4 separate regions of the Homo sapiens genome follow, and all the other regions are linked to region 3. The links are chromatin contacts, found by Hi-C or POLR2A ChIA-PET in ENCODE. All regions are on one chromosome and are shown on one strand. The core of a region is the stretch at or near the end of the contact, and the rest is flanking DNA. Distances in the headings are between cores, read along the strand shown. Region 1 holds the start of SEC63 (SEC63 protein translocation regulator). Region 2 holds the start of PDSS2 (decaprenyl diphosphate synthase subunit 2). Region 3 holds the start of REV3L (REV3 like, DNA directed polymerase zeta catalytic subunit). Region 4 overlaps CRYBG1 (crystallin beta-gamma domain containing 1).

Evidence for each region. Hi-C counts contacts between places; a loop is a spot of excess contacts on that map. ChIA-PET counts read pairs that join two places held with the same protein, here RNA polymerase II (POLR2A). Pooled maps may share reads with other maps.
Region 1: a loop to region 3 is called in a map of OCI-LY7, with 8 times the contacts of the local background. The contact joins the promoter of SEC63 here to the promoter of REV3L in region 3. A Hi-C loop is called at or near these places in 2 of 168 maps with a recorded cell type or tissue (OCI-LY7 and naive thymus-derived CD4-positive, alpha-beta T cell) and 11 of 50 pooled maps. POLR2A ChIA-PET finds 5 or more read pairs at or near these places in 2 of 52 experiments (CD8-positive, alpha-beta memory T cell and GM10248).
Region 2: a loop to region 3 is called in a map of CD8-positive, alpha-beta T cell, with 16 times the contacts of the local background. The contact joins the promoter of PDSS2 here to the promoter of REV3L in region 3. A Hi-C loop is called at or near these places in 1 of 168 maps with a recorded cell type or tissue (CD8-positive, alpha-beta T cell), 1 of 37 single-sample maps with no recorded cell type and 6 of 50 pooled maps.
Region 4: a pooled map shows a loop between it and region 3 (17-fold over the local background). The contact joins the enhancer-like site here to the promoter of REV3L in region 3. A Hi-C loop is called at or near these places in 1 of 168 maps with a recorded cell type or tissue (naive thymus-derived CD4-positive, alpha-beta T cell), 1 of 37 single-sample maps with no recorded cell type and 12 of 50 pooled maps.

The regions. Positions count from the first base shown.
Region 1 is chr6:107,956,164-107,959,491 of GRCh38, forward strand. It overlaps SEC63 (SEC63 protein translocation regulator), which reads right to left and starts at 2,045. Exons shown (of 21, transcript NM_007214.5): 1 at 1,723-2,045. The coding sequence starts at 1,846. RefSeq lists enhancers at 1,484-2,085, 2,688-3,288 and a silencer at 1,708-2,247.
Region 2 is chr6:107,458,024-107,460,964 of GRCh38, forward strand. PDSS2 (decaprenyl diphosphate synthase subunit 2) reads right to left here and starts at 1,541. Exons shown (of 8, transcript NM_020381.4): 1 at 967-1,541. The coding sequence starts at 1,262. RefSeq lists enhancers at 1,412-1,861, 1,582-2,503.
Region 3 is chr6:111,481,894-111,484,914 of GRCh38, forward strand. It overlaps REV3L (REV3 like, DNA directed polymerase zeta catalytic subunit), which reads right to left and starts at 1,325. Exons shown (of 32, transcript NM_001372078.1): 1 at 857-1,325. The coding sequence starts at 995. It also overlaps TRAF3IP2-AS1. RefSeq lists enhancers at 212-271, 2,112-2,471 and silencers at 642-721, 782-851, 912-1,211, 1,382-1,611, 1,652-2,041.
Region 4 is chr6:106,518,526-106,521,528 of GRCh38, forward strand. CRYBG1 (crystallin beta-gamma domain containing 1) reads left to right here. Exons shown (of 22, transcript NM_001371242.2): 4 at 606-2,928. Among named protein-coding and RNA genes, the nearest start is that of RTN4IP1, 110 kb to the right of the region's middle. RefSeq lists enhancers at 740-1,939, 1,162-1,651, 2,392-2,441. Within about 2 kb of position 1,251, at least 24 of the 41 ENCODE cell types and tissues checked have a DNase peak (open chromatin) inside an H3K27ac peak, as active enhancers do.

The DNA of each region.
Region 1 (3,328 bases), core at 795-3,294, 3.5 Mb before region 3:
CTAATTTCTGAAATCAGGGCAGTTTCTCAAAACACTTTTTTTTATACCTTTGTTCTGCCTGATCAAAACACATTCTGGCCAAACCCACCGACTACTCTCCCAATACCTTTTTGTTTTCTACACTACCAATTGCACACATAATGGCTGTTAGGTGAAAATAAACTACTGAAAAGTGTACCCTTTTAACTTGAAATACAACAACCACAAGAATGGCCTAGGTTTGCAGATAAGAAAAGCCATTACAGCATTAAGACTTCACTTATACACAATCACTGCCCAAAGAACCTACCCAATTTTTTTTCCTTTTTCAACATCGAGGAAGAACCTACACAATTTAAATGCACTTAGGAAATAAGGCACAACAGTCCAAGATCCAAATTTCATAAACTACCCATTGAGTAAAAAAAGTATTAAGACTAGTAACTTTGGACAGATTTTTGCATCTAATGGATTTTTAAACTTATTGTCAAACGTACAAAATGATGCAATCCTTTGTTACTATTTATCCTAAATTTATTTTAGTTCTATTCCAAGTCAAGAATGTTAGTTTCCTGCAGATCACATGGGGCGGGGGGGAAAAAGAATGTTACAGGACACTGAATCCATCTGAAAGTATAACAAGTTCTGAGCTGATTCAAGGCTTCACTGTTAACAACTTCTCCAAGTAGAGTATATAACCTGGACAACCTAGACCTCCAGCACACCCAATTGAAGAGAAGATATTTAAGCAAGTTAGCACAGCTCTTGTGCAATAGAAAGCTTTCCCTAAGTTGTTAATACTCAAAACCCACTCCTTACTGTTAACACTACCATAAATAACCCATTAGGCCCTCGCAGTTACATCAGCTTTAAGAATACCATCTGCCATATGTCCTAGTAGAGTGCAACAAATGGATGCAAACATTACCCAAACATCAAGTGAAATATGAAAAGAATCTGTTATTCTGTGCTTTAATTCGATGTTGTTTAATGTGAAAAGACTTAGAACCAAAAGTAAATCGACCCACTACCTCAAAATTCCCTACAAGATTAATTAAACGAGACTTAATCCTTCATACTTGCACTTTTTCCGTCACAAACAGGAAACTCCGAAGAAAAGGAAATAGAAAAAAGCCTATTTTTGCTAAGAGGAATAACGGCATTGCTTCCAACCCCCACAGTGAGTGAACAAATGAAAAAGCAACGGGAGGAAGTGACGGGGGTAGGCGGTGGAAAGCTCAATTGGAGTCCTAAGCATGCCACCCGGCTCAGAGATGCCCTAAAACATCTGTTAAGAGCAGCTGCAACAGGGAAACCGGAGTCGGGGGATGAGGGCCGCGAACTGGACGGACTGAGAGTTGTGCCCGCACGTTCAGTCTCTTCTTGGCCAACTCTTTGCTCACCTCCCAAGTCCCCATCCCGCTTCCTCCATAAAGAAAAATCCCCAATAAAAGCAAAGGCAGAGAAGACAAAGAGGCAGGAGGAGGCTGCAAGGAGCGTCCACAACAATGGAGAAGATGGAGCGAGCGAAACTCCTGAGGACAATGAAGGGAGGTGGAGAAGCGCCGAGGGAAACGCTGCTGACCCGGGCCCCGCCAGTGGCGGACGCTGGACACAGGCCGGGCCGCACCGTCCCTGTCATCCCGGACGCCGCGGGCTGGGGCCGGGCAAGCGGGCGCCGCAGGGCCTGGGGGCGCTGGCGGGGCCTGCGCGGGTTCGCGGGCAAAGGCCGGCGGGACTCACCGGCATTCTGATCTCGGGGCCAGAGGTAGTATGTCGCCGGGATCACGATGAGCCCCACGAAGGAGGTGAGGAAGTAGAAGAAGGTGTTCCCACTGTCATCGTACTGGAACTGCTGCCCGGCCATGGCACCCCCTCCTCCGCCTCGCTCTTCTCACCGCCGCCGCCACGACCACGCTCTGCACTCCCGCTCCCAACGCCCCGGCCCGAGTGGCGTAGCTTGGACACTGCCGCCGCCGCCTCTCCTCCCCGCCCCCACGCCACTCTCACGGACACGCCGCCGCCACCTCTGCCGCTGCCGCCGCCGTCGCCAGCTCTCGCGAGAGGAGATAGTTCCCGCCCCGCTCAGTTTTCCCTCCCCCTGCGTGTCCCCAGCGAGCTCGCTAAGGGAGACGTGGCGAGCGCAACGGTGGAACTCGGCGAGGTCTCGCCCTTAGCCCCGCCCTAACGTCAAAGCCCTCCCCCAACCCCTCCCCTAGGGTCCCGCCCCTAACCGCTCCGCCTTCCTCCACCGCTCAGTTTCCCAGCGCACCACGCCGGATTCCGGGCGTCGGCGTACAGGATCCCAGAGAAGGCTTCCCGCCGGAGCAGCGGTCGCGGGCGGTTCACCTGGCTGCGCAGGGGTCCCAGATATTCAGAGAAGAGCTGAGGCTCAGCCTGTCCTGCCCTCTGGATTAATTGCCCTGGTTGATCACGTTTCCTTGGGTTCTGGATCTGCTCCTCCAGCCCCCATATTTTGGAAACAAGTGTCATTTAGAATAGGGGGTGGGAGGCCGGGCACAGTGGCTCACGCCTGTAATCCCAGCACTTTGAGAGGCCGAGGCGGACGGATCATGAGATCAGGAGTTCGAGACCAGCCTGACCAACATGGTGAAACCCACTCTCTACTAAAAATACAAAAATTAGCCGGACGTGGTGGCGCGCGCCTCCATCTCAAAAAAAAAAAAAATTGGGGGATGGGGAGGTGTGGGTTGCGGGAGGTGTGGGTTGCAGTTGTGTTTTCAAAGCAATGTTTACTATCTGGCCGGGCGCAGTGGCTCATGCCTGTAATCCCAGTACTTTGGGAGACCGGGTGGATCATGAGGTCAGGAGTTCCAGACCAGCCTAACCAACATGGTGAAACCGCGTCTCTACTAAAAATACAAAAACTAGCCGGCTGTGGTGGCACGCGCCTGTAATCCCAGCTACTCAGGAGGCTGAGGCAGGAGAATCGCTTGAACCCGGGAGGCGGAGGTTGCAGTGAGACCGGATCGCTCTCCACTGGGCGACAGATTTGAATCTACGCTGTGCCCATCTTGCAGATGAAGATTTCCCCAAGCCGTTACAGATGGTTCCCTACCCATTCCAGAGCTGCTAATTATAACCACCAGCTTCAGGCGGTAGGCTGAGACCTTTATTGTTTTGTGTCATTTAGTCATCAGTAAACCCCATGGAATAAAGCAAAGTATGTCTGCTCTACAAATGAGAAAATTGAGGCCCAGAGAGACTGCCCAAGGTCCCTCACAGTAAAAGAATGTCTGAGGATTCAAACCCATATCATTTTGATGCCACAAAGCCAGTGTGCCCTTGACCCTCCATCGCCCAGGACCTTAAAATTTCCTGACAGTGA
Region 2 (2,941 bases), core at 291-2,790, 4.0 Mb before region 3:
GTGTATATGTATTTAATGTATATATTGACATATATAGACATATCTACGTAGCAGGTGGATCTGATTAAAGAGTATGCAAGTGTGTTCTTTGAACTATATTATTTTTGTAACTTCGCTGTATGTTTAAACTAATTACAATTCAGGTGTGGGGTTTAAGTGGAAGAAAAAAAAAAAACTTTTGGCCGGGCACGGTGGCTCACGCCTGTAATCCCAGCACTTTGGGAGGCCGAGGCGGGTGGATCACGAGGTCAGGAGATTGAGACGATCCTGGCTAACACGGTGAAACCCCGTATCTACTAAAAATACAAAAACAAAATTAGCCGGACGTGGTGGCGGGCACCTGTAGTCCCAGCTACTCCCGCCTGGGCGACAAAGCGAGACTCCGTCTCAAAAAAAAAAAAAAAAAAAACTTTTATAAATCCTAAAGGCAGGTTTCACAGCAGTAGTACAGCATAAGTGATAAACATCCCAAGAAGATAATGACTACTAACGGGATAAATTCCTACTTCAACCCCAAGACATTCGTTGGAAAGAATTATCTACCTTCAGCCTCTCTCTCTCTCCTTGCCTACTTTCTGGAGGTGACCCCCTGAACAGTGCGGGACAGAAAATTAATCTATCCCATTAAAAAAAAAAAAAATTTCTAGGAAGTGACTCAATAAACCTACATCTCCGCTCGATTTCTCCACAAATCACTGAGGCATCTTCATCCTCAACAATTAAGAAGCAAAATCGAGGAAAGCATACAAGTGTTTCAAAGAAAACCACTTATGCACTCAGCTGAGCAAGAACGTTAAGTGGACTAGAGAAGAGACAACACGGAATGTCTAGGAGGAGTGAGTAAAAAGGAAGGACTAAAAAGAGATAAATCAGGAGCCAGTCTGAGAGAGCTAGAATGCGTATGCCCGCCAGAAAAAAAAGTATTCCAATGAGTGCGAGTGTGTCAGCGGGAGAGGGGTAGCTCACCTGGCTGTGGTAAGCAGAGGGTGCTGAGTGCCCACCAGCTTCCGCACCTGCATAGCGATGTTGCTGAGCTCGTCGCTCAGCAGGCAGCGAAGGCTCATGAAGGACGTGGGGTACCCCACGATCTTCTCCGCCTCTGACACTACCTGATTCCAGTGGGCCGGGGACTTGGAGGACCGACCACGCCAAGAGCCCACCGAGGAGATGGTGTCGAGGGACGGGGACCACCACAGGCGACGCGGGGAACCCGAGGCTCCAAGATAACGTGGCAAGTGCAACAGCAGCTGCCGAAAGTTCATGGTTTGAGTCTGGAAGGGTCTGGGACCTGGGGGTATCCAGAAGTGCCGCGGGAAACAAACCAGGGGCAGAGGAGGAACTTACAGTAACTAAAAGGAAGCGGCAATTCTTGACCCTCAGAGTAAGGTGGCTTCCTGGAGCAGTGACCAGAAACGAACTTTAACTGCTGCTTTCTGCAGCCCAGGCTGGGCAAACAACAGTCCCAGCTCAGCACTGCCCCCGGCCACCCGGGGTAGAAACCACAGCCACTGCCTATGTGGAGGACGCCATATTGGAGGCATGGAATGCGGCCTGCCGTAAAGACAGAGGCGGGTTGTTAAGTATACTCTCTACTTTACGGCGTACCCGAGAACGCCCCCGCAGGGGCGGTGCTTTGGAGGTGAACCCGGGTTGGGAGGTTCAGCTCCTCCCACCCCGCCGCTCTGGGCCAGCAAAGGTCGTCAGTGACAGGGATCAGTTGTGGGCGGCGAGTGGTCCCTCTGCACACGGTATCTGGGCCGAGTCTGGATTCATTAGAGTCCCCGGCGCCCAGCACTGAGTGGCATGCATAAGTATTGGTGTCACGAACAACGGTCAGCCCCCGGCTTGCCCGCAAGGAAGGGCGTCGGGCGGAGGCACCAGTTCCTCCCGGAAGCTTTTTGTCGCTATCGCCACCAGCCCCTGGCAGTGGCAGTGGCCGTGGCCGGGCGTGAAGGCGGCCTCTCGGGCTGCATGCCTCCTGGAGCTGGGGCCACGTCTCAGTGGTGGAACGCCTAGTCGGGGCGTGGGGCTGAGCCCTCGTGTCCTCAGGGCCCAACCAGACATAAGGCAGCGTGGTGCGGCGGAAAGGGGTCCCAAGGAAAGTCCTCGGATCCAACTTCGAATTACCGGCCTCCTCGCTGAGCCTTGGGAGAAACAGCGGTGCCTCCTTCCCGCGGGTGCGGAGAGGAAGAATGAAACGTTGCCTACTCCCTGCCTCTTATCTTCCTCTTTATGCCTAGCCTGGAGCTCAACTCCAGGATTGAAGACTATCGCTGACCGGAGTGCTTTTCACGTACTAGTTCATGTATTACTTTATTTAATCCTCAGAACAACCTCATTAAGTAGATAATATTAGTATTCTCCGTGTTTTGTATGAGGAAACTAAGGTGCAGTCGAGTCGCGTAAGTTCCCTAAGACCACACTAGACAGGGATGTGAGCCCAGACAATCTGGTTTCAGAATCCGTATTCTAACCGAAAGATTACACCGTCTAAATAATAGGCTCCCATCCACTCTTTTCTCCTTATTGCTGAGAGGAAACAGTCAATATGATTATCTTTTAAGTAATGCTACCTATTTTTTTTTCAAATGTGCCTAAGATCTTACCTCCTTTCTTATCACCTAAAACAGGTGTTAACCGTTCTTAATAAAGGATATATTATCCATTTTTTACACTCTTAAAAATAGCTTATAAAACTCTCTAAAACTTTCAAAATCCTTCCAAATTCATGGTATTTTATTTTTATTTTTTATTTATTTTTTGAGATGGGTCTTGCTCTGTCACCCAAGCTGGAGTACAGCGGCGCGATTTCAGCTCACTGCAACCTCCGCCTCCCAGTTTCAAGCAATTCTTGTGCCTCAGCCTCCCAAGTGGCTGGGACTACAGGCGCCTGCCACCACGCCCGGCTAACTTTTGTATTTTTAGTAGAGACTGGGTTTCA
Region 3 (3,021 bases), core at 75-2,574:
GTTGTGTTTAAAAAATATATACCTGTACTTAAAACGCAATCCTACAGCCCAGCCTAGGAGCATTTCAAAATGTCTGTGCTGCTGAGTCTGGCTGTGGTTCCTAATAAATTCACCCCATTAAGTGTGATGTTTTAGGTTGGGCAACATAAACACGCATTTCCTACTTCCATGGATGCACATTTCCTGAAAGCACTGCACCTAAGGATGCTGCCCTGTCCCCCGACGCTCAGGCACTAAACTCTAAGGAGTCACGACCTGCACTCACAGCAGAGCCACACGGTCACCCCAGTGAGAAAGATTATCTGGCCCCAAGCGCCACTCTCTCCGGCCCACTGCATCTCCGGAACTGGCAGAGGAGAGCGAGGGTGAGAAGAGACCATGGGGAGCGACTGACAACAAGGCTGACACTTCCCCGTTTCCAGAAAGCGGCACTTGGGGGACACAAGGGATGTCCCACTAGCGACCGACCTCAGAGCAGGCCCTACGAACCCGTCCACCGATGGACATGGCGCGGCCACCTGGCCCGCCGTCCGGGGCGCCCGCGGCTTTCGCTCTCCCGGCCCGCGCCCTGGAGTGCGGCTCCCGCTCCCGGCCGCCACACGCAGTCTAAACACGCGGCGCTCGCCACCTCCCTGCCCGGGGGTGGGGGCGCCGCGCAGCGCTCGCGCGGACCCACATTTTTGCGGCTCTTGTCACGCACGAGAGAAAAGGCGAGGAGGGCGGAGGGGAGGGAAGACGCGGCAGCGATCCACGGAGACGGCCGGCGCCGGTGGCGTGTGCGCGTGTGCGCGGCGGGGAGGGCGGCCCCGGCGCCCCGCCGACTCCCGCTCCCGCCCCGCGCCCGGCGCCCGCTTACCTGCCGGGGTCGCTCCGAAGACTCGCACCACCGGCACCTTCTTGACAGGGGCCTGGGTGAGGGGGGATTGGCAGGTATCCAGCCCCTGCAGCGGGCTGGCCATGTAGTAGTCTGCAGTCACTATCCTTACTGAAAACATGTTCGCCGCCGCCGCCACTGCCTCCCTTCACTGGCGACCCGGCAGCGGCAGCAGCAGCGGCGGCGGCTCCCTCCGCAGCGGCGGCGGCGCCCCCTCCCCTTCTCGGCACGGCCCCCTCCCCTCACACAGAGGCACCTCGAGGAGCGGCGGGCGGGGCGGTGTAGGCGCTGCTGCCGCCGCCTCCTCAGGAGCACCCGGCAAGGGGCCGCAGGAGAGAAGCCCTCGAGCTTTCGTCGGTGCTGGTGCTGCCGCCACTGCCGCCACCGCCGGGAATCACACGGGCTCCTCGGTCCCAGGCTGCAGCTCTTGTTGCCATGATGATGATGTCACGGACGCAACCACTGGGGGGAGGGGAGAGGGGGGTGTGTGTGGCGAAGGGAGGCTGCGAGTAGTGCGGGGGAGGGGGCTCGGCGGGAAAAGGAGCGAGAGGGCGGGCGCCCGGGCGGGACACGGAGGGCGGGGGCCGAGAAGGGGCTTTCTCCCCCTCCCCGGGCACGCGGCGAGGGAGGCGGCCGGCGGCCGGCAGCGCCCGCGCGGGATCGATGACTCGGCTGGCGGGCACGGTCACCTGGGTGAGGGGCAGCGGAAGGGGCGGCGGAGCACCGATCTCATGGATGGGCTCCGAGGGGCTTGCGGGAGGGGGGCGCCAGTGTTCGGGGCCGTTTTGGCGGCTATGCAGGATTGGCAGGAGCTGCGATGCTCACACTTGCCTCGCCGACCGCCATTTCACATCCAGCAGAGGAGGCGGGGGCAGCCGCTGAGACGGTTTTTCACAAGGTAAGAAAATCCGCCCGCGTGAGGAGGGAGGCGAGGCGCAGATCTCGTGCCGCTGCGGCCTCGCGGGAGGGAAGGGCGGGCGGGCGGCGGAACGGGCGGGGCCGGGTGCGGACGCAGCCGGCCCTTCTCAGGTAACGCCGCGGCTCCGCGCGTGGCCCGGGGGCGGTGCGAAGGGTGGGGGCGCGCGGGCGCGGGCTTCGGCCTATAAAAGGGCCGCCCTGGCGTTCCCCCTTCCCGAACGTGCCGCGCGAGCCGCGGTGCCCCCTCCTCTTTGCTGCTGCAGTGTCTGCGCCGGGCCATTTAATGAGATTTATTCACGCACGGCTCTTCTCAGCTTTGCGAGGGGTTGGCAGATCCAGTGCACAGGGATTTCCCACTACCGTGTTTTTCTCCCGCCCCCTTCCTTCCCTCTCGTCCTAATACATCCTTCGTTGGTTTCCTCGGCCCCGCAGGCTGCGTCCCGGGCACGCGCAAGTACATGTAAGGACTTGTCAGCTGCCGGTGACCTCCCTCCTCCCTCGTCGCTCCTCCCCCAGCGGAATGTAGGATTAACAGTCTTTCCGAGAAAATTTTGGCCAAAGAAAAAGGCCTGTGAAAGTCACCGCGTTAGACGTGGCCTCCTCGTGTTTTTCACTAACACGTTATGGAAGGTTTTACTACCCGAAGGCATAAAAGCACCACCGTGGGGAAGGGCCGTTTTGAATAAACAACTTTATTCAAAAATCGAGAGGGGGTGAAGCGATGCAGTTAGGGAATTTTTGTTTTAAAGAGTAGTAACATGCAGCTGGCTTGGCTATTAAATTGGAAACAAGGGGTTCCTCTCTGACTTGGCCACTGATATTGGGCGTGACCTTGGACAAATAATTTTGTTTCTTTGGGCTCAGTTTCTACATATGTAAAACGGGAAGGTTTCTCTTAAAAACTAATCCTGAAGGGTTTCTTCTCAACAAAAAGATGCAAGCTGTAGGAGGCAGAAAGCGTGGGTTCAAGTTCGAAATTTGCCCCTGAATTAGGACCCTTGACACATTTCTAACCCATCCAAGTAGAGATCGTTCTTTTACATTTGTGTGTTATACAGGTGCATTTTAGTGGTTACCAGGTTGCCACGTATTTGAAGTGGTGTGAGAGCTACTCGTTTGGAACCGTTGTGGATTTTCAAATAGGAAAATCAAAAGGCCCAAAGAGACAGCTCACTGGTAAGAAGCTGTCTATAAATTCCCTAACATATAAATGCTATAATAAGAACTTA
Region 4 (3,003 bases), core at 1-2,500, 5.0 Mb before region 3:
ACGTACTCAATAAATTAGTTCATCCCTCATCCCTAGAGTTTCTTGGCTATATAATCTTCCGATCCCTCATATGCAAGCAAAACACCCATTAAAAATAGTTGGTAGTGTACTTAGGACTATTTAAAAATAGTTTCATTAAAAAACAAATGTGGCAGAGAATGGTGGCTCATGCCTGTAATCCCAGCACTTGGGGAGGCCAAGATGGGAGGATTGCTTGAAGCCAGGAGTTTGAGACCAGCCTGGGTGACATAGACCCCATTCTACAAAAAAATAAAAATAAAAAAATTAGTTGGGTGTGTGATATGTGCCTGTAGTCCCAGCTACCTGGGAGGCTGAAGCAGGAGGATTGCCTGAGCCCAGGAGTTCGAGGCTGCAGCAATCTATGATCACACTGCTGTACTCCAGTCTTGGCGACAGAGCAAGACCTTGTCTTAAAAACACATGTGTGCGCACACACACACACACATACACACACACACACACCACACTCCAAATGTTATATATCAGGGAGATGTTGGCTTTTCATAGTTTTATAATTAATTGGTTTGTGTGTTCACTTTTTAAAACTAGGTCAATAACTTTATCTTCCTGCTTTTTCCTCACAGCCCTGCCAAGCCCAAACATGTGGAACTAAATCTTAAAACCCCTAAGAATCTTGACAGTTTGGGAAATGAGCACAATCCATTTAGCCAGCCAGTTCACAAAGGCAACACTGCCACCAAAATCTCCTTATTTGAAAACAAACGGACAAACAGTAGCCCAAGACACACTGACATTCGAGGCCAAAGGAATACTCCTGCCTCTAGTAAAACGTTTGTTGGGAGGGCAAAGCTGAATTTAGCCAAAAAAGCCAAAGAAATGGAGCAACCTGAAAAGAAAGTAATGCCAAACAGTCCCCAGAATGGTGTGCTGGTTAAGGAAACTGCTATAGAAACCAAAGTTACCGTCTCGGAAGAAGAGATTCTGCCAGCAACCAGAGGAATGAATGGAGACTCTTCTGAGAATCAAGCTCTTGGTCCTCAGCCTAACCAAGATGATAAAGCAGATGTACAAACAGATGCTGGCTGCCTTTCAGAACCAGTGGCTTCTGCTCTGATTCCTGTCAAGGATCATAAGCTCTTAGAGAAGGAGGACTCAGAGGCTGCAGACAGCAAAAGCCTTGTACTTGAAAATGTAACCGATACAGCACAAGACATCCCCACCACTGTGGATACCAAAGATTTACCTCCAACGGCCATGCCAAAGCCACAGCATACATTTTCTGACTCACAGTCCCCTGCTGAGTCATCTCCTGGGCCTTCTCTTTCACTGTCTGCACCCGCTCCTGGGGATGTTCCCAAAGACACATGTGTTCAATCACCCATAAGCAGTTTCCCATGCACTGATCTAAAAGTGTCAGAAAACCATAAAGGATGTGTTTTGCCTGTGTCTCGTCAGAACAATGAGAAAATGCCACTTTTAGAACTTGGAGGAGAAACAACCCCTCCTTTGTCCACAGAGCGTAGTCCAGAAGCTGTGGGAAGTGAGTGTCCATCCAGAGTCCTCGTCCAGGTCAGGTCCTTCGTGCTCCCCGTGGAGAGCACCCAGGATGTGAGCTCCCAGGTCATCCCAGAGAGCTCTGAAGTTAGAGAAGTGCAGTTGCCAACTTGTCACAGTAATGAACCTGAAGTGGTTTCCGTTGCAAGTTGTGCTCCCCCACAAGAGGAAGTACTGGGCAATGAACACTCTCATTGCACAGCAGAGCTCGCGGCAAAATCTGGCCCACAAGTCATACCGCCAGCATCAGAGAAAACTCTGCCTATTCAGGCTCAAAGTCAGGGCAGCAGAACACCCCTGATGGCTGAATCCAGTCCCACCAACTCTCCCAGCAGCGGAAATCACTTAGCCACTCCTCAAAGGCCAGATCAGACTGTTACAAATGGCCAGGATAGCCCTGCCAGCCTTTTGAACATTTCTGCTGGTAGTGATGATAGTGTATTTGATTCTTCTTCTGATATGGAAAAATTCACTGAAATTATAAAACAGATGGATAGCGCAGTTTGTATGCCCATGAAAAGAAAGAAGGCCAGGATGCCAAACTCTCCTGCTCCTCACTTTGCCATGCCTCCTATTCACGAAGACCATTTAGAAAAGGTGTTTGATCCCAAAGTGTTTACCTTTGGTTTGGGGAAGAAGAAGGAAAGTCAGCCAGAAATGTCACCGGCTTTACATTTGATGCAGAACCTTGACACAAAATCCAAACTGAGACCCAAACGTGCATCTGCTGAACAGAGCGTCCTCTTCAAGTCCCTGCACACCAACACTAATGGGAACAGTGAGCCTCTGGTGATGCCGGAAATCAATGACAAAGAGAACAGGGACGTCACAAATGGTGGCATTAAGAGATCGAGACTAGAAAAAAGTGCACTTTTCTCAAGCTTGTTATCTTCTTTACCACAAGACAAAATCTTTTCTCCTTCTGTGACATCAGTCAACACTATGACCACGGCTTTCAGTACTTCTCAGAACGGTTCCCTATCTCAGTCTTCAGTGTCACAGCCCACGACTGAGGGTGCCCCGCCCTGTGGTTTGAACAAAGAACAGTCAAATCTTCTGCCCGACAACTCCTTAAAGGTCTTCAATTTCAACTCGTCAAGTACATCACACTCCAGTTTGAAAAGTCCAAGCCACATGGAAAAATACCCGCAAAAAGAGAAAACCAAAGAAGATCTGGATTCACGAAGCAACCTACACTTGCCAGAAACTAAATTTTCTGAATTGTCAAAACTGAAGAATGATGATATGGAAAAGGCTAATCATATTGAAAGTGTTATTAAATCAAACTTGCCAAACTGTGCAAACAGTGACACCGACTTCATGGGTCTTTTCAAATCAAGCCGGTATGACCCAAGCATTTCTTTTTCTGGAATGTCATTATCAGACACAATGGTAAGTAGCAATGTGTTATTATTTATTTGGGGTATTTTTAAAGCAAGGGAAGAGAAGGATGATGAGCAACTCATG